Linked DNA regions of Homo sapiens: region 2 is linked to region 1. A link is a contact called in ENCODE Hi-C or POLR2A ChIA-PET data. All regions are on one chromosome and are shown on one strand. The core of a region is the stretch at or near the end of the contact, and the rest is flanking DNA. Distances in the headings are between cores, read along the strand shown.

Evidence for each region. A loop is a pair of places that touch in the nucleus more often than their neighbours do. ChIA-PET counts read pairs that join two places held with the same protein, here RNA polymerase II (POLR2A). Pooled maps may share reads with other maps.
Region 2: a map of posterior cingulate gyrus shows a loop between it and region 1 (3-fold over the local background). The contact joins the promoter of COMTD1 here to the enhancer-like site in region 1. A Hi-C loop is called at or near these places in 6 of 168 maps with a recorded cell type or tissue (B cell, MCF 10A, OCI-LY7 and 3 more), 12 of 37 single-sample maps with no recorded cell type and 8 of 50 pooled maps. POLR2A ChIA-PET finds 5 or more read pairs at or near these places in 1 of 52 experiments (activated B cell).

What each region holds. Positions count from the first base shown.
Region 1 is chr10:74,997,889-75,005,707 of GRCh38, forward strand. The region is part of intron 13 of KAT6B (lysine acetyltransferase 6B); the gene reads left to right. Among named protein-coding and RNA genes, the nearest start is that of SNORD172, 20 kb to the right of the region's middle. Within about 2 kb of position 2,928, at least 2 of the 41 ENCODE cell types and tissues checked have a DNase peak (open chromatin) inside an H3K27ac peak, as active enhancers do; they include B cell, where a contact is called at or near this core.
Region 2 is chr10:75,231,759-75,238,781 of GRCh38, forward strand. COMTD1 (catechol-O-methyltransferase domain containing 1) reads right to left here and starts at 4,199. Exons shown (of 7, transcript NM_144589.4): 1 at 4,077-4,199; 2 at 3,858-3,985; 3 at 3,509-3,614; 4 at 3,302-3,420; 5 at 3,180-3,234; 6 at 2,852-2,985; 7 at 1,883-2,467. The coding sequence starts at 4,170. The coding sequence ends at 2,315. RefSeq lists an enhancer at 2,148-2,297 and silencers at 2,928-3,157, 3,318-3,607, 3,738-3,817, 3,978-4,117, 4,153-4,447 and 1 more.

The DNA.
Region 1 (7,819 bases), core at 1,678-4,177:
ATCACCTGAGGTCAGGAGTTCGAGACCAGCCTGGCCAACATGACGAAACCCTGTCTCTACTAAAAATACAGAAAATAGCCGGGCGTGGTGATGGGTGCCTGTAATCCCAGCTACTCGGGAGGCTAAGGCAGGAGAATCACTTGAACCTGAGCGGCGGAGGTTGCAGTGAGCTGAGATTGTGCCATTGCACTCCAACCAGGTGACAGAGTGAGACTCCATCTCAAAAAGTAATACATAAAACAAAAAATAGAGACAGGGTCTTGCTATGTTGCCCAGGCTGGTCTCAAATTATGGAGCTCAAGCATTTCTCCTGCCTTGGCCTCCCAAGTGTGGGATTCAGGTGTGAGCCACCGTGCCCAGCCTCCAATGGTTATTTTCTAAAGGAATTCATTCTAGGGAAATCAGCATATTTTAATCAACAAACATTATTTTCATAGTTAATATAGCAACATTATTTTGTTTCATATTATTATGTTTTAAATAGTGGACTTCTCTTTTTGCCTCCCTCCCCCAGCCCCTGATTATAGCAATATGGACTCATAGTAGAAAGTTAAAAAAAAAGGTGTAATTAATAGAAGAAAATGTCACCCAGAGAGTTAATGTTTTGGTATATTTGTCCTTCACACTCATTATTTACAACAGGTAAAAAACTAAAACAGACTTGATATTTCAAAGGCAAGAGAGAACCATTCCCACGAGAAAGTTATGGCACATCCATATAATGGAATATTATTAGCTGCTGAGAATTATGTTCTGACCAGGTGCAGTGGCTCATGCCTGTAATCTTTGGGAGACTGAGGCAGGAGGATCACATGAGCCCAGGAGTTCGAGGCCAGCCTGGGCAACATAGTAAGACCCCATCTCTACAAAAATAAATAAATGAAATTAGCTGGGCCTGGTAGCTTGTGACTGTAATTCCAGTTACTCAGGAGGCTGAGTCCTCCATTAAGGATGGCTTGATCCCAGGAGGTCAAGGCTTCAGTGAACTATGATTGCACCACTGCACTCCAACCTGGGCAATAGAACCAGACCCTGTTTCTTAAAAAAAATTATCTGGGAATTTGTAATGCTTGTGATAAGCAAGTGGCTTTCAAAATTATATATGTAATATGTTCTCAATTATGTAAAAAATATGCAAAGCAAAACAAATACATTTCTAGATGACCTCTGGAATTAGAATTACAGATACTTTTTATTTTCTTATTTATACTTTTTGCTGTAACTAAAAAGAAAAGAGGCCAGAGTCAATGGAGGCCTGACAGTGAGGATGCATGGAAAAGAGGCAGGTCCTGTTCGTTCCGTAGCAGGAGCATGCCTGGTGCAGAGTGGTGCTCAGAAAATACTGGTATTTATTGAATGCATAACTGAGCTTGGAGAGATAGTGAGCGCAGCTTTATGTAGCTTTCACTGTGCGTTTGGATGTCTACGTGCACTTTGCACAGACTCCAGAGCTCAGCAGGGGGTCTGCATTAGAGGGAGCAGCTGGGAGTCGTGGACATGCGGTGGTAGCTGAAACCATGGATGTGGGTGAGGGCAACCAGGGGGAAGTGTATAGGGAAACAGGGCTGAGGGTGGAGTGCTTGGAGTGTTAACATCTAAGGGACTAATAAAGAATGAGGAGCTCGCCAAGGAAATTTGCAAAGGGCCCAGAAGTCAGAAGAAAATTGGGAGATAATGGTGTTAGGAAAACCAGAAGAGGTCAGTATTTCAACAGTAACAGTCACAATAATCATCATAGCTGCCACTTCTAGAGCCCTTGCTATGTGTCAGGCACTGTTACCGGAATTACACACATTTACTCACTTAGTCCTCACGGAGACCCTATGGGGTAGGTTACTGTGACCATCTCTCTTCTGGGACGAGACACTAAGAGACTTGTCTAAGATCATCCCCCAGAGATTCAGTGCCCCAGAGAGAAAGTCATAAGAAGTATTCTTTGGACAACTGTATATTAAGTGCGATTAAAAGTAGATTCAAAAAGCTTTTGACTGTTTTATTCTGTTTGGTTGGGCGTAGCGTCTCACGCCTGTAATCCCAGCACTTTGGGAGTCTGAGGTAGGTGGACCACTTGAGGTCAGGAGTTCAAGACCAGCCTGGCCAACATGGTGAAACCCCATTTCTACTAAAAATACAAAAATATGGATGTGGTGGCATGTGCCTGTAGTCCCAGCTACTCAAGAGGCTGAGATAGGAGAATCACTTGAACCTGGGAAGCAGAGGTTGCAGTGAGCTGAGATCACCCCACTGCACTCCAGCCTGGGCGACAGAGCAAGACTCTGTCTTTTTTTTTTTTTCTTTTTTTAAAACAAAGCAAAACAAAACAAAACAAAAGCTTGACTGTCAAGGGCTGGGGACACAGGAACCTAGTTGTCTTTATTTTTAAGCTGGAGAGCCTGGAGCATGTGTATGTACATCAGTAGGGAAAAGAAAGAGCAGCGCTGATGGAAAAAATCGAGGGGAAAACAAAAAGCAACATCCAGGCAGGTGGTTTATTACAAAGTCTGATCTGGCATTTGATGAAATTCAACATTCTCTCCTAACTAAAATACTTAAACCTACTAACTAGAACTATAAGGGTTCTAAATCTCAGATTAACTTTTTCTTTTTTATCGGGGGCAGACGGACGTGTAACTAACGCTATAAAGGGTAAAGGACAGCTGGATCCAAGTCTACAGACTTACGTCTATAGTTTTTAGAGACCAGATAAACTTGCCATTAATATTAATTAATGGCAAGTTCGTCAGTTAAGTTAAATATCAGTTAATTGTACATTCAGGCATTTCTAAAATTAGTATGTTTGTGGAATAATCATAAAAATGTGTCAGCAGTTTCAATTTTTGGCTTTCTTTATTCAGTATTAAAATATTGGGCAGTCCTTCATGGAACAAGGCTGTAACTATAGGAAGCAGAAGTGATTGAATGAATTAGGCATTCACTTCGGGGAATTCCCTTTGCTGGCTCTTCATATGTTGAGGGTTTCACCTTAGCTTTTGTGAGGTCCGTGTGCTATTTAAAAACTGAGTCTATAATTAATCAGCGCTGCTAGAAGATGGTGCAAATGGCCCAGTTTTGTGCCTCCAGGTTATGAATTTGGCTCTTGTCTTCAGTGTGGTTTGCAGCGTCCTTCTACATGTCCCCTTTTTTAGAAATGATACTCCCCTCCACCCCTGCCCCCCACACACATATACAGCCAACCGGATTTAAGGAAAGCAGGAACTACAATAAACTTTTGAGGAAAGATGCTTTAGGGTATGATTTAGTACCTTAGTTCCTTTCTCACTTGAGTATTAATCAGTGTGGTTTTCTGCACCGTCGTTCTTTCCTCCTCTGGTTTAATGACAGAGATTTCTTCTTTAGGTGCCACAACCACCCACGTCCGTAGAGATCCCCGGGCTTGTTTCTCCTTTAGCCTCTGAATAGTTCTTGGCTGATTTCTTGAGGAAGCACCGCATTGGAAGAGAAAAGCATCTTCTCTTTGGTTTCCTGCTCCCTGCTTCTCTGCCCTTTTAAGTCCATAAAGCGAATTAGGAAGAAAGCCACATACTTCATTTCTACCCAGGGGGGTATCATGTCAGGAGGCTAATCATATCCACTCTCTCAGAGAGAAAGCTGCTTCTTCCCAGAATCTTAGATGCAAGCTACTGGTTTAAATGTTGTATTATATGATGGCTAAATACAGAAGTACGTGTCATAGTAGTTCAGGTTGCCAGCTACTACTAGTTTTCACAGTCTGCCTTCAGTGGGCTATTTTGTTTAAAAGAGCTTCCACTTACAAGCTTTTCAAAATACAATTTAAGTGAAACTTAAGAGTGTTTTTAAGTAGAGACTAAGTGGTTTCATCCTACCTGAAAATTGCCTTCTTGAAATAAATGTTTGATACCCACTGGCCTATCTCCTCTGGAAAACAGGAGTTTTCATTTAGAAGTCCAGTTGGTTGGATTCCAGTAAGCCGTTTCACCTGACTGTATTACGCCCCCTGGAACCAGGGCTGTGCAGGAGCCACCGGCTTCTCCCAGAGGGCAGGGTGAGCACAGTATCAGGGCACATGGCTTACCCTCAGGAGCTGCATCCCAGCCTCAAGGCCCTGGTGAGAAACTGTGCTCTCCAGCAAGGGTCTCTGGCCGTCTCTGCACCGTGTGGTCAGCTTAGGGCTGTGCCTCCCAAGACAGGACCTGAGGATGGGTATGGGTAGCAGAGATATTGCTCCCTTTGCTCCTGGGTGTCCAGAGCTCCAGTGCCTGTCACCTCACCTCTAGCAGCCTCAGGAGCTGTGTAAATTCTGTCATATACATGATGAGGGAGATCATGAAGCACTCACTTGAATCATAAAGTCTGTCTGGGGGAGGCTGCAGAGTAAATATTCCACTTTCCCCACTTACAGGCCCCACAAACAAGCCTCAGAAATGTGTTTGGAGGGACCATGACAGCATCTCTTAGGGACTTGTGTTATTTAGTTTTCTCTCTCTCTCTCTTTTTAGTGGCACTAACCAAAAAAAAAAAACAACAACAAACTAGGCTAAGCAAGTGCAGAGTCATTTATAAACTTGCATAGGTCTTTTATATACAGTCATTTATCATTTAAAAACTGAGATTCATTTTGAGAAATGCACCATTAGGCAACTTCATTGTCGTGTGAACATCATAGTGTATGTACTTAGACAGACCTAAGTCGAAGTCTATAGGTTACTACACACCTAGGCTATGTGGCATAGCTGATTGCTCCTAGGTGACCAACCTGGACAGCAGTTACTGTACTGGATACCGTAGGTGTTAGTGGTTGTAACATAATGGTATTTTTGTATCTAAACATATCTAAATATAGAAAAGGTACAGTAAAAATATGCTGTTATAATCTTATGGGACTACCATTGAATATGTGGTCCATCGTTGACCTAAACATCATTATGTGGTGCATGACTGTATTTATTGTTGATTGCCCATGTCTTTCACCAAAAGTAAGCTTCATGAGAGTGTGGACTTTGCTCTTTGCTGCATTCTGATCTTCTAGAAGAGCCTGGCGCTTAGTAGGTTCTTATTAATTGTTGAACAAATGTTAAATTAATTATGACGGGAAGAACTTTTAAAATGTGCTTTCCCTTCTAGTGTGTGATTCTTAGGGACAATTTTATTTTATTAGAACATAAACCATCAGCACTGGTTTACTTACTTCCAAATGATGCTAGGTATGCCCTGTCTTCTTTCGAGGTCTGGTACTTTTGCTGAAATGCAGCCTCTATCTTAAGATCATTTCAGTTGCATCAGAAAGAAGATGTCACTGCCTGCTCTAAACCTTGGGCGGAGAAAGCAGAGCTGTGACATAATCCACATTTGTACATAGCAGGTTGAAGAGACACTTAAATCTTTTGCTTACTTTTTCTCTTATCAGATAATTCATTTCTTGATTGCATTTATTTTTGAAAGGAAAATACCAGCTTTAGCCATAAGAAGCTGTCAAGAAAGCTTCTCTTTGCTTAGCCTTCCCAGCAGCTACGCTCCTGGGTGAGTGCAGTCAAGGCAATCATTAAAGAATAATAAGTTATGCTTTTGAAATGGTGCTCAAGTACTTCATAGCCTTTTCTAAGATAAGGAGCCTCCCACCTTTGCCCCCATGACACTTGTTGGAAAATACTGGACCAGCAGCTATATCCTTGGGCTTTTGCTGGGTTTTGGAAGACACATTTTGACCTATGTAATCAAGTATAATGATGACATTTATTTTAATAGGATTCTAGTCTGTAATATAATAAGGAAAATGGCTATTTTTCCTTATTTTCTCATTATAATATGTTACACTAAAAGCTTCTGCCATTACTGTTTTATTATATTGGTCTGAGGTACAATATATTTTAATATGCTAAAGATAACATCAAGGTTGAAAATTGAGCTCTCAGTGATTTATTCAGAGGTTGACTGTTGCTGAATGCATTGAAATGAGTTGCATGAGACAGTGCGGCTAACGATTTATTTGTGTATCTTTTTTTAAGCTAAGCTTGTCATAAATAAGAGCAAATAAATAGCTCTTATAGAATAGTTTGTATTCATTGCCTCAATGAAAACATTGTAAATATGAAACATACGGTCTGCAGTCTCTCTCATTTTTTCTGAAAGCTAGTGTTTTGCCTTACATAGCTCAGAATTTTTTCAAGTTTTGGCATGCAGGTGGTTGGTTTTTTTTTTTTACCAAACAAATTTTTTGTCTGTTTGGATTTCTAACGTTGACTGGCATTTGCATTGAGTTATTTTGAAATCCACTACTGGACAAATTCCATTCAAATAATTGGTATGAGAATAACCTAATCTTCAGCAGAACTGGAACAAAATGAAACCTTAGTGGGACCATCAAGAGGGCAGGAACTTGGTCATTGCTAAACTCCAAGCCATGAGCACAGTGCCTAGCACATAGAGGATACAGAATAAAGGATTGTTGGGGGAAATCAATGAATGCCTGAGTCTAGTTAATCCACTTCTTTGTATGACTGTCAACACCTGCCAGATGCATCCAGCTAGCTTTTGACCAGTAGTGCTTAAACTCAGATCTCCTCTCAGTCTTTGTTTTTTACACTTTATTTATCCCTTCATCCCATCCTTCAGCAAACATGCTTTAAATACACTGTGCCAGGGATGGTCTAGGTGATGAGGACATAAGGATGAATGATTTAGTCCTTGCCCATAGGGAAGTAGAGGGTCAGACACAAAATTCTTCCCAGTCCTGCAATTTCAAATTTCAGAGAGGCTGTGGCAGTGCAGAGGAGGAAATGCTTCCAACTCTATTTTCCATTTACCCAGTTAAGATATATAGAAGAGACGCATTTTTCCTTGCTTTTCTTTTTAAAGACTGGGTCTCACTCTGTCACCCAGGCTGGAGTACAGTGGCGTGATCATAGCTCACTGCAGCATTGAATTCCTGAGCTAAAGTGATCCTCCCATGTCAGCCTCCCAAGTAGCTGGGATTACAGGCACATGCCACCATTCCTGGCCATTTTTCAGGGGGAGGGGTGGGGGGTCAGCTAGAGACAGGCTCTTGCTTTGTTGCCCAGGCTGGTTTCCAACTCCTGGCTTCAAGTTATGCTCCTGCCTCGGCCTCCCAAGGCACTGGGATTACAGGTGTGAGCCACTATGCCCTGAGCTGTTGTTAAAACAAGATCAAGAAAGATTTTGCTCTGCTTGGTTGAAATTAGTGCTATACCTCATTTGGGTTTCAAGAGAACTATTCCCCCTTGAACATATATTCCAGCTTGTAATAGAGACATTATGTTTGAGATAGAATATTCTAAGATAAAAGTTTGCTTCCACTTACCCCTCTCATGATGGCATTTCGTTTTTTTGTTCTTTTTTTTTTTTTCTTTTGAGACCGAGTCTTGCTCTGTTGCCCAGGCTGAAGTGCAGTGGCACGATCTCAGCTCACTGCAGCCTCTGCCTCCCGGGTTCAAGCAGTTCTCCTGCCTCAGTCTCCTGAGTAGCTGGGATCACAGGCACGTGCCACCATGCCCGGGTAATTTTTGTATTTTTAGTAGAGACAGGGTTTTGCCATGTTGCCCAGGCTGGTCTCAAACTCCTGAATACAAGCGATCCACCCACCTCAGCCTCCCAAAGTGCTGGGATTACAGGCATGAGCCACCACGCCTGGCCCTAAACAACACAACTATAACTTCAGCTGGTTGTAAGGTAGTTTTTTGGTTGGTTGGTTGGTTGGTTGTTGGTTTTTTGTTTGTTTGTTTTTAAATATAATTTCATATTGGGTAAAACAAAAGGTTTTCCTTAACTTGTTTAGAATTGTTTAGGAAAATACTAGTTAGGAATCTGATTTTTTTTCTCCCCC
Region 2 (7,023 bases), core at 2,949-5,448, 240 kb after region 1:
AAAGTAGGCCCTGGTTTGGTGAGATGGTGTTAAGCATACAGAAGAGGAGTAAGGTGTAGACAGTGAGGGTAACCTGAGGGACTGTGAGAGGTCATTACTCATTTCCTTCTAGGCAGACACACTGAAAGGTGGGTATAGGTAGGAGACCAGAGACAACCCCTTTAGGCTGCGTGGCATTGGCCTTCATCTGGGCATGAATGAGACATTAATAGGTGGTTCTGGCTGGAAAAGTAGGTAAGAGTACGTTTTCTGATGGGAGAAGATAATTGGATATGATTAAAGGTTGGAGAAGATTTGTTCAACAAATCTGTAATAGACCTGAAGAATGGTAGAACCTGAGTGATAAGAAATGGGTAAGAAAATGGAAGGACTTATCACCCAAGAAATGATACATGCTACAAACTTCCAGGTTGAGAAGAAGCTGGTGAGAGACCAGAGCTCAAGCAAGCTCTCCACACAGGAGGGTTGGGGGCATGAAGACCCCTCTGGTCCCACTATTCCTAGGGGACTGGCTTGAATGGCCCATGTGAATCATGGTTCTCTGGAAGGCCCTCTCCAGACAGACATGACTTAAGTGACAGAGGGTTAGAATTTGAGCCAGCTTGAGTCAGGTAAGAGGAGAAACATGAAAAGATGTCCATGCAGGCTAGGCCTGAAAGCAACTCCAGCAGTGTGAAGTAGACCCGCAGGCAACTAACCACTGCTGGTGGTCCTTCAAAGAGAAAAACCCTAGTCATGGGGACTGCTGCCCCTTAGCTAATGGGTGGCCCTTTATTGGGCAGTGGCTACAGTAATTTGGACTGAGGTGTGGCACGAGTGAGTTAACTGTTTTGTCAAGGATTTCCTTAGAGTAAATTGAACCTATTCACCCACATGCATCCTAATATGCTTTTATGAGTTAGAAAAGGGTAGGTTTCCAGCCGTGGTCTTGCGTAGTGTCCAAAATGCAAAGTTTGTCCCAGGAGCTGTGAGCTCGTGTGGCTTTTTTTTTTTTTTTTTTTTGAGACGGAGTCTCACTTCGTTGCTCAGGCTGGAGTGCAGTGGTGCGGTCTCGGCTCACTGCAACCTCCGTCTCCCGGGTTCAAGCAATTCTGCCTCAGCCTCCCGAGTAGCTGGGATTACAAGCGTGTATCACCACACCTGTCTAATTTCTGTATTTTTAGTAGCGACCGGATTTCACCATGTTGACCAGGCTGGTCTCGAACTCCTGACCTCAAATGATCCACCTGCCTCAGCCTCCCAAAGTGCTGGGATTACAGGCGTGAGCCACTGTGCCCAGCCTCATGTGGCTCTTTTAGCTCTGCTTCCATCAGTCTCCAGGGACACTTCCCACCACCGAGGCTTACCAGGTAGTGGCAAAAGCTGCTTGAATTCCAGGCTAATGCCACTTATGCCTGAGGCAGTGTCAGTGGAAAGAATTTGACCATCTGCCAGTGGAGATAAGATCTGTGAGGTTGGGGAGATTTAAATAAGCAGAGCACCTGGGTCGAAGGTGCTCCATGAGGCCTGGTTCCTTCTCCACCTCCCCTCATAGGCAGATGGTTCAGGAAAGCCTGAAGTTCTCTTCATCCTCTAGGGAGTGTAGTAACAACTGCTGTACCTATAGGCTTGTCTGCTTCACGCCTCCCTGGCCAGTGATCCCCCTCACTTAAGAATTTCAAGGAGACGGCAGGATACTCAAGTCAACCCCACGGCAGGATACTCAAGTCAACCCCGAGGTCCTCAGGTCCAGGCCAACTGGCCTGGCTCTTAGAGGTGATGTTCCCCCACCAGGGCCTCCACTGGAGAGGTGAGGCTGGGGAGCTGACTGTGCTGTGAAGACATGAGCAAGCCGCCAGCAGAACTGGCATCACCTACAAAAGCACACAAGTGACACCCGTGGTCCCCTGCAATCCTCTTTCATGTTGTCAGACACCAGACGTGGCTCTCTACCAGTCCCAGCTGCTCAGAACCAGAGCTTCGCCTGCCCTGAGGGAGAGATGTAGGAGGCAGACAAGCCCGAGGTGCTGGGGTCTCTGGCCATTACACGTGGCCAGGCCAGTTAAAACTTTATAACCTGCCTCCTGCCAGCTGGAGGTTCCTGCAGTTGGGCCACAGACCTGGCGCCAGGGAGGGGACGAATCTCAAGGCCCCTTTCACTGAAGGCAGGAGCTGTCTGTGCTGGGCCTTCCCTCCCTTCCCCATCCAGCGCCACACACGGAGGCTCAGGAGGTCGTGTGTCCCAGCCCCACTTTATTTTCGAATTTAAAACTCAGGGTCAATTCCTGGGGTTCCCAGGCAACCCTCCCTCGAGCCCACTCACTAGGGGCCAGCCCTAGATCTTGAAGGCCAAGGTGAGTCCATCGCCCAGGGGCAGGAGGCTGATGTAGACCCTGACGTCCCGCCGGATGCGTTCGTTTAGGTTTCGCACACACTCGGCCGCCACGTCCCCTTTCGGAGGTTGCAGCACCTTCCCGCGCCACAGGACCTGCGGGAGGGCGGGGCCAACCGGGCCGTGGGAGGCGGGGCTTCGGAGGGAGGTGCTCGGGCGGAAGGCGGGGGACTGGGAGGGAGGTGCCCGGGCGGGAGGCGGGGTCTTGGAGGGAGGTGCCCAGACGGAAGGCGGGGTCTCGGAGGGAGGTGTCTGGGCGGGAGGCGGGGCCTCGGAGGGAGGTGCCCGGGCAGGAGGTGACCAGAGCTGGAGACAGAACCAAAGCGGAGGAAAGCCTGGGTACCGGGGCCGGAGCCCCGGAGGGGGTGTAGCCTACGTGACTGGACTGGGTGGGGCTTTGGGGTATAAGAGGAGTCAAGGGAAAAGATGGGGACCCGGCCCGACAGGGTGCTTTCTCCTCCCCCGCAGTGGATCCCTTACTCTGAGGACGGCGAGGATGCCTCCGGGTCGCAGCAGCTGCAGGCAGCGCTCGTAGTAGGCGGAGCAGTTCTCCTTGTCCGCATCCACCACGGCCACGTCGAAGGTGCCGGCCTCGCCCGCCGCCAGCAGCTCGTCTTGCGGGGGGAGGGAGGGCAGGTGCGGCTGAGTCCGCGGCCCCGGCGGCCCTGAGGCCCCTCCCAGGCCGGCCCGGGCTCTGTGACAACCGGCCCTGCCCTTAACCTGCCCGGCAGGCCCAGTCACAGCTCGGCCACACAGCAGCCTCGTTTGCAATGAATGGCTTCAAAGCCCTTCCCGCTTCGGTGCTCACCCAGGGTCTCCAAGGCGGGCTTCAGCCGGAGGTCGATCTTGTGCTCCGCCTCGGCCTGCGGAGGGAGCGGGTCAGCCGTTGCGCCCCCGCCTGGGGCTGCAGAGCTAGGCGCGGGCGCTCACCTGCCTCCACAGGGGCCGTCCCAGCTCCGGGGGCTGCGCGTCCACCTCGCAGGTCACCACGCGCCCGTCCGCGGGCAGCGCCAGGGCCAGGGCCAGGGCGGAGTAGCCCGTGAAGGTGCCTGGGACCAGGACACAGACGGGCTCAGCCCAGAGTGGGGGTCGGCCCGGAAACCTCGGCCCTCCGGGATCCCGGCCGCGTGCCCCTACCCAGGTCCAGCGCCTTCTTGGCCTGGATGAGCCGCGCCAGGTTGGCCAAGAGCTGGGCCTGCTCGCAGGTCATCATAGAATCCCCCTGCGGCTGCTCCAGGGTCAGCTGCGTGAAAGGAGAGGGTGGCACCAGCCATGCAGGTCACCCACCTTCGCCCTGGGGGTCCCAAGCCCCAGGGGCGCGGTTCTGGGCGTGGCCTGGGGGACTGGCCCTTCGGAACGCCCACCGCACCCGGCCCAGGGAAGCCGGAAGCCCAGGGAGGGCCAGGGCCCAGCCCAAGGTCACACAGCCACGTGGGACCCGCAGGGGTCGAGAGGGACGCCCGTTTCCGTCCCGCGCCCTGCTGACCAGCCTCAGGCTTCGCAGCGCCGGGTGCTCCCGCATGGAGCGGCTCAGAAGATACTGCCACAGGCGGCTGTCCTCGGGGGGAAGCAGGCACTGCTCTCGCCGGCCTCGCCATGGGGGGCACCGCCTCCCTGACGGGGAGAGGGTGTTGGATTAACCTGAGCCACGCCGCGCCCTACTCTGCGCCCGCCCACCCGCCCGCCGGGACCAGGTCCTGCTCACCCAGGAAGAGGCCAGTGGCGAAGGCGGCGCCCAGTGCGGCTGAGCCCAGGGCCAGCGCGGCGGGCACGGAGAGCCGGGGCACCGGCTGGGTCATGGCGCGGGCAGGAGGCGGCGGGAGGCAGTGACAGGTCACGTGAGCTGGAGCTCCTGGGACAGGTCTCGGACTCGCGGGCCCGCCGGGCTCCACCTTGTCGGGGCACTACCCGCGGAGCCGCGGTCTCGGGCATCATCTGGCGGCCACACAGCCTTACTGCAAGCCCCGCCCGAGAGAGCCGGGCGCGATCTGGTGGCCGCGCCGGGAACTGCGCCCCTGCGGGGAGCAGGCCAAGCGCCTAGATCTGAATTTTCCCGCCTGTGCCCGCAGTCCAGGTGCCTGCCTCCATTCCCCTCCTGCCAATGCTTTTTTCTCCTCGCCACCATTTATTCTGAGGCCCCTTGGGGGCATATGTGAATTGTGTATGGAGGGCGCCAGTGTAAGTTACAAGATAGTCACAAGTACAAGAGATAGAGATTAAAGGGGGAAGGCCTCCTGGACAAGATGCCCCAAAGCATCAGGCTGAAGGAGTGAGGGAACTGGTTTGAGGGCATGCAGCCTCGAATTGGGGTTCAGGAGCCCTGGGGTGGGCCTGTGGAACTGAGACCATATTCTTAGCTGTTAAAATCCTGCTTTTGGGGGCCAGATGGATACGAGTGTCTAATCTTGGTCCTGCCAGTCTCTCTGAGCCTCAGTTTCCTTCCTGTAAAATGAGGCCTACAATCTTACCATAAAAGGCACCAGATCCCACAGCTTCGCACACAGTAGCACAATACATAAGTGGCAGCTGCTGTTATGTTGGTAGGTTGGAATGAAGACATCTTGGGGAGAAAGCCGGTGAAGCTCCCTTGCAAGGTTGTTCTGTTGAAACACTGTCCAGAGAACACTGATTGAACCCCTACCATGCGCCAAACTCCGGAGGAGGTGAAAGACGCTGACGCTGTCCTTTTTTTTTTTTTTTTTGAGACTGAGTCTCGCTCTGTCACCCAGGCTGGAGTGCAGTGGCACAATCTGGTCTCACTGCAACCTCCACCTCCTGATTCAAGCGATTCTCCTGCCTCAGACTCTGGAGTAGCTGGGACTACAGGCACGCACCCCTACACCCAACTAATTTTTGTATTTTTTGTAGAGACGGGTTTTGCTATTTTGGCCAGGCTGGTGTCAGACTCCTGGCCTCAAGTGATCTGTTTGCCTCGTCCTTCCAAAGTGCTGGGATTACAGGCCTGAGCCATTGTGCCTGGCGTTGGTGTTCTTTTTTTTTTTTTTGGCAAGGTCTCTGGCAAGGCTGAAGTGCAGTGGCAAGATTACTGCTTATTGCAGCATCGAGCTCCCAGGCTCAGCAATCCTCTTGCCTCAGCCTCCCAAGTAGCTGGGACCACAGGCGGTCACCACTGTGCCCAGCTAATTTAAAAAAAAAAATTTTTTTTTTAAAGAGAAGGGGTCTTACTATGTTGTCCAGGCTGGTCTCGAACTCCTGGCTTTAAGTGATCCTCCTGCCTCAGCCTCCCAAAGTGCTGGGATTACAGGTGTGAGCCCCCGTGCCTGGCCTCTGGTTGGTATTCTTAGTGAAGCTGGTTTCAGAGATGCAGGTCACACACAGCTGGCGGGTGGCCTAAGCTTCACGACTTCTGCCTCTGTGAAATGGCGTTATGAATAGTCCCAACCTCCTAGGGGACCAAATGAGAAAATCCAGGCTGAGGACTTACACAGGGGACCAAATGAGAAAATCCTGGCACTTAGTGAGCTGTCATGTTACCTTTAAAAGGAGTCAAAGTCCGAAGGGCAGCCGGTTATCTTCCTGCTGCACTGCAGATGTCCCCTGGGGTGGAGGCTGTAAGAGCCTTTTTTTTTTTTTTTTTTTTTTTTTGAGATGGAGTCTTGCTCTGTCGTCCAGGCTGGAGCCCAGTGGCGCGATCTCAGCTCACTGCAACCTCCGCCTCCCAGGTTCAAGCGATTCTCCTGCCTCAGCCTCCTGAGTAGCTGGGACTACAAGCGCCAGCCACCATGCCTGGCTAATTTTTGTACTTTTAGTAGAGACGGGGTTTCACCATATTGGCCAGGCTGTTCTCGAACTCCTGACCATGTGATCCGCCCGCCTCGGCCTCCCAAAGTGCTGGGATTACAGGCGTGAGCCACCGCACCCGGCCAAGAATCCATTTTAACAACGCTGACTAGGCATTGAGCTCCACTGGGGGGCTTCCCAGGCGGGGGCTCAACCTGAGCGAGGCCCAGAGGCCAGCTTGTTGAGTAGTTAATGAGAGAGTGGCTTGGCTGAGGATGAAGGCCAGAAACTTGCAGTTTCTTGATCTGAGCTGCAGGAACCTTGGGCCTAGCGGAAGCGAGGAAGGAGGAGGCGGAGCTCTGGGGTGAGGCTACGGGCCGGCCTCTAATCAGAGACAGGGTGGGGCTGGTTCTTTGACCAACCAGCCGGCAGCCCCCGAAGCACATGGCTGTGTGGGGGCAGAACCTGCTGTCTCCGTGCATGCGTGCCCTTTCGGCCCTCCTGGGACTTGCCTCCGGGCTAGCAGCACTGCTCGAGGACAAGCTCCTTGCCCTTTACTCTTTGACCCTCTACGTCCCGCTTGGCCTCTAACTTGACCGTGAATCTCATTCTGCGGGTAAGGACTGAGGCTGCTGGTCTCTCCTTCCCAGGCCTGAGCATACAGCAGGCGCTAAATAAATGCTCTTGACTAGAGTTCTGGCGCTGCCTGGCGCTCCTTGCTGCCAGGAGTAAAAATAGTAACAGCAGGGCCCCTTTATTGAGGACCTGCCGGGCACCAGGCACAATGCATCCAGGATCCGGGGGCGGCTGTGATCTTGTTCCCATTTTCCAGAGCAGGAAAGCTCAGAGACCACCGCCCAGACCCTGCAGCCAACAGAGGAAACGCGCGTACCTCTCCCTTGAACCCTGGG